2 separate regions of the Homo sapiens genome follow, and region 2 is linked to region 1. A link is a loop called in an ENCODE intact Hi-C map of the cell type or tissue named here. Cell type or tissue: natural killer cell. All regions are shown on one strand. Links, peaks and the distances in the headings refer to the core of each region. The heading gives the core; the rest is flanking DNA.

Region 1 (5,371 bases), core at 311-5,310:
CCCTGCCAACTTTAAAAAATTAGCTAATACTTAAAAATTTGTAGAGACAGGAGTTTCACTATGTTGCCCAGGCTGGTCTCCAACTCTTTAAGTGCTGGGATTGTAGATATGAGCCACCATTCCTGGCTTAATTTTCTTATTTTAATTTTATATAAGTGATTATTATTGTTCCTAAGATAATGGAGGCAGTGACTCCTTTAACATTTTAGAGACCTAATCGGTCTAGTCCCTTCACTGAAAGAGTACGCCAACTTGTTTCATGAGAAAATATCCTATATTTATAAAGCAGGAAAATTCCTTTCACTAAACTAGGGGGCATTCTAAAGAAATGAATTGTGCTAAGTAACATCACTTAAAGTGAAAACAGAGGCAATGGTATCTATTAACAATGTTTATCAGTGAAGGAAATAAACTGAAAATATGAGTATCATTAGATCCTTGGAGGGCCTTCATTGCTGAAAATCTGAGTAATATTGTGGTACCCTTTTGAGTCCTGCAGGGCATTCTCTTTCCAGGGCATGTAACAGTGGGTGAATAATTTCTTTTCATTCATTTTCATTAAGGGCTGAACTTCCTTAATGTTCTGGAGATTACTAAATTTGATTTATATAGTTGTGAAAAGTGCTCATATTGCTGATTCCATTGCTTATATGTGATCATATAAATCTTTTCTCTTCTTTCTGTAGTGTAGTTTAAACTTAATCCTTAAAGGACATGTATTTGAATTTTTCAGCTGGTTAGAAACCTGAATATACCAATCAAAGAAAACTGCTCCTTACATGCTACAGATTTAGTTTTCTTCCTGTACTAAGATGTCTTTTAGATACAGTAAATTCGTTAAAGCCAAGAGCCCCTAGGAAATGAAGTTGGGTGGGAGGGGGGACATTGAGTAGTAAGATCACTCTTGTAATAGAGATGCCACTCTTGCAGATATTGACAACAATTGGGCCTATAAAATTTTTACCAAACATTGGAAAGACAAGATCTGAACAACTTATCATTGCTGCAGTCTCAAATTTCAGGAAATACCATTATTCTCAGGACAATAAATAGACAATAAAGAAGACTCACAGACCAGATTAGCTGTCATGTATCACCAAACAGGGACTGGATCCTTGTCAACACGACCCAACAGAGATTGTCCCCAGAAATTCACTTCATAGCCTCAAAACCAAAAACCCACACTGATGGCAAAAAATAATGATGCAAATAATGAGAAAGAGAGAGAGAGAGAGAGAGAGAGAGAGAGAGAGACCTGTCCTATAGCCATACTCAGTGGGTAAAAGCCAAAGAGCTCAATTTCTGCTCATGATACTTAATAGAACATAGGGAACATGAGCCAATAGCTCAATGGGTTCAGATCTGCACCAAGTGCCTGTTGGATGCAGGATTCTACTGTCTCCAACAACAATGTCTCAGATGGACTAATTTTTTTTTTTTTTTTTTTGAGACAGAGTCTCACTCTATTGCCCAGGCTGGGGTGCAATGGCACGATCTCGGCTCACTGTAACCTCCGCCTGCCGGGTTCAAGCGATTCTCCTGCCTCAGCCTCCCGAGTAGTTGGGATTACAGACCCACACCACCATGCCCGGCAATTTATTTTTATTTTTATTTTTAGTAGAGACGGAGTTTCGCCATGTTGGTCAGGGTGGTCTCGAACTCCTGACCTCAGTTGATCAAAAGTAGGTGATGTCAGAAAACATACCCTGGGAGAGGCTGGCACAATGCCCAGAACCGCCATCGCTAGGCCTGGGGTTTTCCTCTGTAGTGGAATACTAGTATTCATGTAGTTCAGGGACAAAACCAATTAGATACTTCTGGGAGTTAAAAAGAAATGCATTTTCAGTGCCATTTGAGAAAGGGTATTAAGGAATTTGTCAGGGTACTGACGCGTGTCAGGTATAAACCGCAGGTTGAGAGAGAGCTAAGTATTTTCTGTCCATGAAGGTGATAAGCGAGGGCCTGAAGAAAGAGGGACTGGGGAGGACACTGGCACCAGAAATAGGAAACGGCTGCTTGGGGGTGGGAAGGATGGGTCTGGGTGCTATCTAGAAAGTTGCCTGGCAATGGATGTAGGATGTGGGAGCGAGACATCAAACAAGAAGCTGTCGCTTAAATAAAGTCTGAAGAAACACTAGATATATGAACTGCCGGAGATAGTAGGGAAACTGTACCTGGCTCCTCATAAAACTTCCCGCCTTCTATCTCCGGGAGGATCGCAGGGCATTTCCGCCAAGACAGGTGAGACTGCGGTTCTGACCTACGGGCCTCCATGAATATGCGCGAGGGCACCTGGGGGCCGGCAGAGCCGTTCCCCTACGCAAAGTAAGCGTGTTATGTCTACAACCCAACGGGGACACTGAGAGCCCCAAAGGCCCTGCTTTCTTCCTGGAGAACAGCACCCATCTGCGTAGTTTCTACCTGGCTCTATGAGGTGAGAACACACTCCCCGCTAGCACAGAAATCCTACAAACTCCTGTGGGGGCTGCGCTTGGAAGCAGAGGCTGTGTAAGAGGTGACTTGGGGGGTAGGGAAAAACAGGAAGATTTTCACACAGGGTGAGAACCCAAGAGACTGGAGACCACGGACCAATCCCTGCAAAAAGCAGCCAGGGTAGAAAGGGAAGAGCTGAGCGGACTTCACGATAGCTAATTTGTGTTACAAAGCCGATACGGCTGATGCTCGCTTTTTCTCCTATGGCGTGCAGGCGACATGTTACTTCCTATTCGCCAGCCCTCCACTGTAGGATTAACATTTAAGACGCCAACCAAGACACAAACCAAAACAAAAAAAGATATGACCCTTAGCGTACAGTCTACTTTTAGAAACTCCAGAAAGTCAGGGGAAAGCGCGAACGCAGTCCCCCACTACCACAAATTATGCAGTCGAGTTTCCCACATTTGGGGAAATCGCAGGGGTCAGCACATCCGGAGTGCAATGGATAAGCCTCGCCCTGGGAAAACCACCTTCGTGATCATGGTATCTCCCCTGCCAGGTAAGTATGAGATCTTCGGGCTCTGCCCCGACACAGCCTCATACGCCTCACTCTTTACACACACGGTCACTTGCCCCGCGCACTCCCGAGCCCTTTCCAGCCCTGACACACAGCTGGGATTCTCTCTTCCGATCCGCGGTCCTGAACCCGCTCCCAGGGCAGGGGAACTCCTTCGTGGCGAAGCAGCAAGTGGCGAAGCAGCAGCCTCTGCGCTGCCTCATCTACATAGAAGTCGCCCTGTCCGTGATGTCACCGACAGTGCCTTGCCCAGTCCCCGTCTGCTTTTCTGCCACTCAACTGACCAATCTGCTGCCAGAGCCGCCAAGAGGAAGTGACGTCTGCCTCTCCCTTTTTCCCTCCCGCCCCTGCGTCTGTTCTCTCCCAAAAAAGCTGGTCCTTAGCCTGTGTTAAGGAGCAACCTTTCGGTGGCCAGATGGAGCCGGGGCATCCTTCTTCAAATAATGGCTTTTAATTCGCAGACTAGAATGTTTCGGATTACAGAAGAAACCGGTTCTCTTCACATCTTTATCCCTGTGATGCAGCATTCCACTTGCAATTGGAAGCCGAGAGAAACCATGTTTATGAAAGTAAAGAGGCTGCTCAGATGACTGCAAACCAGCCTTCCTTACTGGTTTTATCACTGGTAATGTTATAAAGACAGTTGTCCAGTTTCATGAATCTTGTAGGTTTTTTTTTTTTGATTTTTTTTCCAAAATCAGTATTGTAGAAAACTATGCTGCCCCAGAAGAGATGATTGGACACTCTCAAGCGTGGTGCTGGACTTTGTCATCTCTTGCACAGCCATCTCCACACCTTAGTGCTTACCTCATGTTAGTTTTTTATATTCTGCAAAGACGAAATCAAAATAATCCAAATTTGACACAAATACCTGGGCTACATCTTATTTGAGATGTTTAACAATGTCTGGATCATCTTTTCTTATATATTACGCAGGAAACACTGTGAAGTAAGCAAAGTTGGAATGCCCAAGTGAAAGACCATTTGAATATTTACAAGTAGATTTCAGACAGGAATACTACAGGGTGGTCACAGGATAACAAATTCTAGGCAGCAGATTTACATGACTTGAGGCTGTGGGCTGTTAAGACGCTGAAAAACCAGGGTGTGGACCAAGCTGGCTAAGGCTGAGTGGACCCAATGTGGTGCTGGATTTGACGGAGGTTTTACCTAGGCCCTCATTATATGCTCATTAACATACTAAATCACACACCCGCCAGTGCCATGACAGTTCTGAGACCAATATTTGATGTAAAAATGGATGGCACCACAGTTCCGAGAAATCTCCACCTTTACCCAGGAATTTTCATGAACATTCCACTCCTTGGTTAAAGAAACCCATCAAGATGAAACCCCAGAATCCATTGTTCTCTCTTGGGTATGCCTGAACTCCCCTTTCTTGAGTGTGTACTTTTTGCTTTGCAATAAATCTCTTCTTTCACTATCTGCTGACTCATCTTTGACTTTGTTCTCGCGATGGTGTCAAGAGCCTGGACACCACGGCTGGGGTCGAGATCCCACCAGTGTCCGGGTACCTCCCCCAGCCCACCAGTATCAGATTCTATTCCATTGCTCAAATCACAAAACATCAAGTAGAGAGTTCTCCTTGGAGACCATAAAGATTCTGTGGCATGGTGGCCAGTTAGGCCACTGGAAGGCATGGCAAGATATTGAAAATGAGGGATTAGGTGACAGTGTAGTAACTGCTGAATACTAAATACTTGATCCAGGCCCCATTCCCTGGAGATTGACAGGGAGACACATTGTCCAGGTAGTAGTGGAGAAATGTTTTCTGGGTATCTGACCAGCCTTTGTGGAAAGAACTGGCACCATCCTGCAGATGTAACTACCTGATGGGTTCTTCCTGCCCAATGTACACACAAAATCAATTCATGGAGACCATGGCACTGCAGGAAAGAGTTTCACTGACACAGGCCAGCCACGACATGTGGGAGACAAGAGTTATTACTCAAAGCAATCTCACTGAAGGCTTGGAGGTAAGGGGTTTTTCAAAGATAGTTTGGTGGGGAGGGGGCTAGGGCTTGCGTGGTGCTGATCGTTGGGGATGAAATCACAGGGGCATGGAAAATGGCCCTCCTGCATGGAGTCAGCTTCTGGGTGGGGGCTAAGGGACTGGTTGATTTTCGGGCCAAATGGTGCCATCCAGCAGTCAGAAATGCCAAAGCCTGAAAAGACATCTCAAGAGGCCAATCTTAGGTTCTACAATAGTGATGTTCTTCACAGCAGTAACTGGGGAAGCTGCCAATCTTGTGACTTCTGGAATAATGGCTGGTAATTATTTAAGGAGGCATACATCTTACTAGAAATCAGGCCGCTTTCATCCTTCTAACTTGGTGG
Region 2 (5,371 bases), core at 165-5,164, 250 kb after region 1:
CCCGCCTTTCCCAGGTGTACGGTACTCCACGGGATATGCTCTCAGGTCACGCCCAGCCCCTCTGACCTCCCCGGCCAAGCCACGCCCCTCCCCAAGGTTCCCAGGTACCCTCCCAGGCCTGGTCCCCGCCGCCTACCGCAGCGGGGGAGGTCACAGAATTCTCGCTCGATCTGCGGATCCGTAGTGTAGCACCATGGCCGCTCGGAGCCGTCAGGATTCCGGCAATAGTTGTCGTCCAGACCTTGGTCGAGGAACCTGGGGGCGGTAATGGGGCGTGAAGAAGACCCTGGGACTCTGGCTTATCTGGCCCCGCCCAGTTGCCCTACACGGAGCCCTGCCCCTGGAGTCCTGGACCTTCCCTAGCCCGGCCCCCAGGGCGCCGATACCGCCTACGCGTACTTGCCCGGCTCGAAGGGGTGCTGGTGCGGGTGCTGAAGATCCCAGCGCTGGCACTCGCGCCCTGACTCGGTGCGGTCTACCGCGCCGCGGTATTCCTCGCCATTGCACCAGACACACGCGGCTGGAGACAAAGAGCCAGTGGGTTCGTGGATGGGCGTGGGCTTGTCCCTCCACTCTCCCAGCTTGACCCGGCGCCGCTTACCCACCCGGCAGGATTTGATGCCGCAGCTCTGGAAGCGCACGGCAGGGTCTGTTGTGTGGCACCAAGGACCTCCGGGGTCGCCATCAGGGTTACGGCAGAAGTTCTCTTCCAGGCCATTCCGGAGCGTGGGCATGTACCTGAGGGCCCAGAGCATCACTATAGTGTGTGCTGGGGGAAGGTCCCAGGCCGGGACGGAGGGAAGGTGTTTGTCCCACTGGTGATCGTTCGGGAACTTGTGGCTCCAAGCCTGGCAGGACAGGCCACCCACGGTCGTGGCCATGGTGCCCCGGTACCCAACCCCATTGTTCATGATGCAGGTCCGTATGTAGTCTGGGAGCAAGAGACAGAAGATCAACTTGGGCTGAGGTCCCCTGTCTCCCACCCTGCCCCTCTCCACCCCCACTCGCCTTTCTCCTGGAAGAGGTCACAGCGCCCAGAATGCCGCAGCCTCGTGTGGGGTGAGTGTTGAGTCCATGGCAGCAGTTGGCAACCATGGCTGCTCACATTGTAGTGGAACGCCCTGGAGAGAAGAAGGCACAAGGTAACGCCACGGCCCAGGCTCCCCTGCCCCCAGTCTTATCTATGCCCAGTGGCCACTCACCGGCAGTCCATTAAGGGCCCACAGCGACCAGCACACTCTTCAGCATCTGCCACATCCTCCTGCCAAGGCCCGGGCACCACCGCTTGTAGCGGCGCTGTAGCTCTGTGCCCCGGAGCACCTAGAAGTCATTCAATGGCGAGCGCTGCCCTGCAGAGTGGGTGCAGGTCAGGTGGGCATACATGTCAGTAATGTGTATTGGCATGTCCACAGTTTGTTCATTCAGGGGATCAAAGCTACAAGGCTTCTGGGATGGACCCTGTATGCACTTTCAAGGGCCAGTCTAGCCCCCCTGCACAGATACTTGTCAAAAAATTTCCCCTGGGAAGCAGGCCCAGACTTGGTAGTTATCACCGGTGCCTCTGTGTAGTGGCCCAGGCACCGGGCTCAGATCTAACACACACGCTCTGTGAGAGCAGTGGGTGATGGAGCTTGCCCCATCTCATCTCTCAAATGAGAATGCTAAGGCTCAGAGCCATCACATTACCCAGCCAGGGGCCCTGGCTAGGCATTCAGACTCCAAAGCTGGGCTCTCACCTGCACAAAGGCATACGCTAGGTTAGAGGGGTAGATCAGGCTCAGGAGGGGTCACTGCCTGCTGTGTGCGTGCATCTGTGTGGTCCTAACACTGCTTCAGTGCTAGAGCAGACGTGCTAATAGAGGCCTAAGTGGGCCATGTCTATGTGTTCCTAGGGCTTCCCAGCTGTGCTCAAGAGGCCAAGGTCACTGCCCCATGCCCACTGAGCCTCTGGCTCCCTGACTTTTTTCTCATCCCAGAATAGGAGAATGGGGCCAAGCCCCTCCTGAAGGCAGATGGGGATCAAGGTTGGGGGCACTCACCAGGGACCCCTAAGCATTGAGTCAGAAGCAGCAGGAGTGGGAGCCACCCCATCCTTCTGGCTGGAGGCTGCACTGTGACCCACCACAGCCCCATCCGGGAAGTTGTGAAACCTGTCCCTACGGGATTGGGTGGCTCTGGCTCCGCACGTCAGCTCAGGGCCTGCTGGACCCTGACCTGAGACCTGGTGACAGGAGCCATGAGGGGCCAGGCCTCAGGTCCCACAGGTCAGTTGCAAGGGCCTAGCACAGCTAGCCCCCTGAGAGGCCTCCCTACTTAGTGGTCAGGTGTTAGGAAGGTTTGGTGGGGCCACTTGAGGTGCCCTGGGGTTGGGGTGAAACCCCTCTGCAGCCTAGTCAGCCCAAGGGCATTGTGAAAGTGACAGCTGCCAGAGGTCTGGGTTCCAGCCCCTGGCTGACATTAAACTTTTCTGAATTTCGGTTTTTCCCTGTAAATTGGGGAAAATTACTTGCCCCAGCTTCAACACTGCCTCCCCTCCACCCTTTTGCTGCTGCCTTATCAGGCCCCAGCTGTAGGCAGGTCAGCCCACGCCCGGCGGCAGAGCCCAGAGAGGCTCGCTCATCTCAGCCGCCAGAAGTGTCATCCCAGGGAAGGTGAGCGAAGCTGTCCACTAGGACTAAATAGGGGTGGAGGTAACAGGTAGCAGGGACTCTGGCAGGAACCGCCTTTCAGACGTTTTCAGGACCGTCTGAGCGGGGCCTCCAAGTATGGGTAGGAGACAGGCGGCCTAGGGATTCCGGTTAGCACGTCGCGTTCTGCCGCAGCAGGGCTGGGAGCATCCCCGGGGCAGGCGGAGGTCGGAGGTGGTGAGGCCTTTCGGCGAAGCTGAGGCCTGGAACAACCCGGTGGGAAGCCACGGAGGGGGTCCCCTAGCGGAGGCTGGGCGCGGGCCGGTGCGCGTGCGCGGCTGGAGGCTCAGCGCGCGAGCGTGCGCGTGATTTGGCCCTGAACGGACGCCGTAGCCGAGAGGTTGGGCGGATGTTGTGAACCGGGTCGCGGCGGCCGAGGCTCGGGGTGAGTGAGGGGCGGCAGGGCTCTGAGCCTGGCGGGTTCCGGCTATTCCCTTCGCGGTCCAGTTTAGTCCACTGCGAGGGCACCTGCAGCGCCGGGATCTGAGTGCGAAACTCCGAGCGGAAGCTGGTCTGGCAGGTCCTCTGGAGCTTGGGGCCAGGCGGGGGCGACTTGGGGGAGCCATCCTTGGGCTCCCAGACGGAGTAGGTTCAGTTCTGAGCCCGGATACCCCGGCGAGGTTGGACGGGATAGCCGTGACAGGGAGTCCCCGGGCGGGGACAAGGTCCGCCTCTCACCTGGGTCCTCAGCAACTGACACCCGGAGTGGGTGTCTGGAAGGTCTGCTCATCAAATGAATGACTGCATTTAATCAGATCTTCAACTACTGTGGTAGTGAAGGGGCACCGATCATGGAGGCCCACCGAGGGCCCGAGGTCGGGAAAATCACCTTCCCGAGGAGCAGGCGTGGTGCAGACCCACAGGGGTTTGTGGCGGGAGTAGAGGGTCTGTTTGGGGCGAGATAAGAGACTGAACGGCAGAGTAGGGAGTGCTGGCTAAGGCAGTGCTGCAGAGCGAAACTCTAGACCTGCGCTGTCTAATAGAACTTTATATGATGGTGGGAATGTTCTACCTTTGTGCTGTCCAATAGAGTAACCGTTAGCCACATGTGGTCATTGAACTCTTGAAATGTGGCTGAGGCAACTGAGAAATCGAATTGTTAATTTTTAAAACTTTAAATTTAAGTAACCTCACGTGGATGACGGCTGCTGTGTTGGACAGCACAGCTACACATCAGTGAGGCCAGCACCAGGGACTCAGTGCAGGTTTTGGAGCAGCTGCAGCAGCAACATGATGTGAGGGATAGATGCACTAGGAGGACCAATGGAGTTTGCCATGAGGGCTGGGCAAGGGTGGTGCTTGGATGAGGTGGGAGGCCACATGTGTGAGTGGGAACAGTGAAACTATCAGGACCATGGATAAAAGAAGGGAGGAACCCAGGGCTGAGGAAAGAGGCTCCAGCCTTGTGGGGAGTAAGTGGGACTTATGGCTAGAGATGACCAGACCAGTGGTGGTCTGCACTTGGGGGAATGTGTAGGATTGTCGCTTCTGGTTGTGAGCTGGACTCAGTATGGCTTACAACCGAGATGAATACAGGGGCTCTGCCCCTAGGACACCTCACTTTGGACATTTTGGTCTGATTTCCACAGAGCTGAGACATTTTGTTATGGTTTGGCAAAAATATATCTGGTACCTGCTCTCTGCCCAGCCCTGTGCTGGGCACAGGGACACTGGAGAACAAGAAGTGGTCCCTGTTACATGGGCCTAGACCCTGGCTACCCTGCCTGTGTAGGAAGCTGGGAGCCCCTGCATTCCCCTGTCCTATGTGTTAGTGTGCATGCCCCTGGCCTCACCTGCTCCCAAGACTTCCTGCCATGGCAGGACTGAGGTCAGGTGTGGGGGCCCCTGGCTGGCCCTGAGTAGACAGGCTCTGTGTCTGCCTCAGCCTCCAGGACCACTGGCTGCCCATGAGAGACGAAGGATGGCATCCAAGGGGGCCGGCGTGTCTTTCTCCCGCAAGAGCTGTAGGCTGACCTCAGATGCTGAGAAATCCAGGGTCACAGGTAAGGGCTGGCAGAGAAGGAAGGAGGCTCCTCTTGTTGGGAGGAGAAGGAAGGGACAAAGGCCTCAGGCCTTGCTGCACCTGTGGCTGGCCTAGGACCAGAAGTCTCTGGGGCCAGCAGGGGCCAGGAGCTGCACTCATCGTGTGGCCCTTTTCTCCCTTCTGACTTGTGGCTCAGGCATTGTGCAGGAGAAGCTGCTGAATGACTACCTGAACCGCATCTTTCCTCTTCTGACCATGCACCCCCAGCAGCCACCGGCAGGTATGGCTGGGTGGGCGGCCCCTCCTCACTCTGCTGGGCCAGAGCAGAATAAGGAGGCTGCAGTTGTAGGGAAAGGGAGCCTGGGCTCTGGACAGATAGGCTTAGGCTCTGTTCTCACTGTGCTCCTGGCTGCGAGATCTCTGGCCAGAGAGTCTGCCTTCCGTACGCTGCTTCTTCCTGTCTCCAGGCAGTGCTAGTTCCTTGTGAGAGTCAGGGAGCAGAGGTCAGGGAGCGGGTGCACATTCATGCCCAGCTAGCACCTGGCACCTACTCCACACCCAGCATCTGCCCCTGCATGTACCTGCCCTCACCTTGGCCCCAGCCTGGCCCCTTGTAGCTTCTGACTGACCTTGTAAAGAACAAACTCCTCCAGGGCCTTTTCTTTACAAGTTTAATACTTTTGAGTGTAGTCAGTGTAAA

Evidence for each region. Peaks named below come from ENCODE experiments on the same cell type or tissue, not always from the same donor. Only the 100,000 strongest peaks of a DNase experiment are listed, where the experiment ranks them.
Region 2: it touches region 1 in a loop (4-fold over the local background); 3 of 110 quality-filtered maps call a loop at or near these places.

Annotation. Positions count from the first base shown.
Region 1 is chr1:16,893,612-16,898,982 of GRCh38, reverse strand. RNU1-2 (RNA, U1 small nuclear 2) reads right to left here and starts at 3,003; the gene lies at 2,840-3,003. RefSeq lists enhancers at 1,775-2,707, 2,708-3,641 and a silencer at 2,886-2,965. In natural killer cell, for the core only: no CTCF peak of the experiment used is centred there; DNase peaks (open chromatin) are centred at 2,369, 2,762 and 3,192; H3K4me3 peaks cover 1,396 bases; H3K27ac peaks cover 2,119 bases.
Region 2 is chr1:16,642,347-16,647,717 of GRCh38, reverse strand. It overlaps the pseudogene CROCCP2 and the pseudogene MST1P2. Among named protein-coding and RNA genes, the nearest start is that of RNU1-3, 22 kb to the left of the region's middle. RefSeq lists enhancers at 423-1,042, 1,754-2,543, 2,804-2,903, 2,994-3,113, 2,544-3,334. In natural killer cell, for the core only: CTCF peaks have their summits at 2,745 and 2,944; DNase peaks (open chromatin) are centred at 2,257, 2,977, 3,817, 4,613 and 1 weaker place; H3K4me3 peaks cover 1,613 bases; H3K27ac peaks cover 1,728 bases.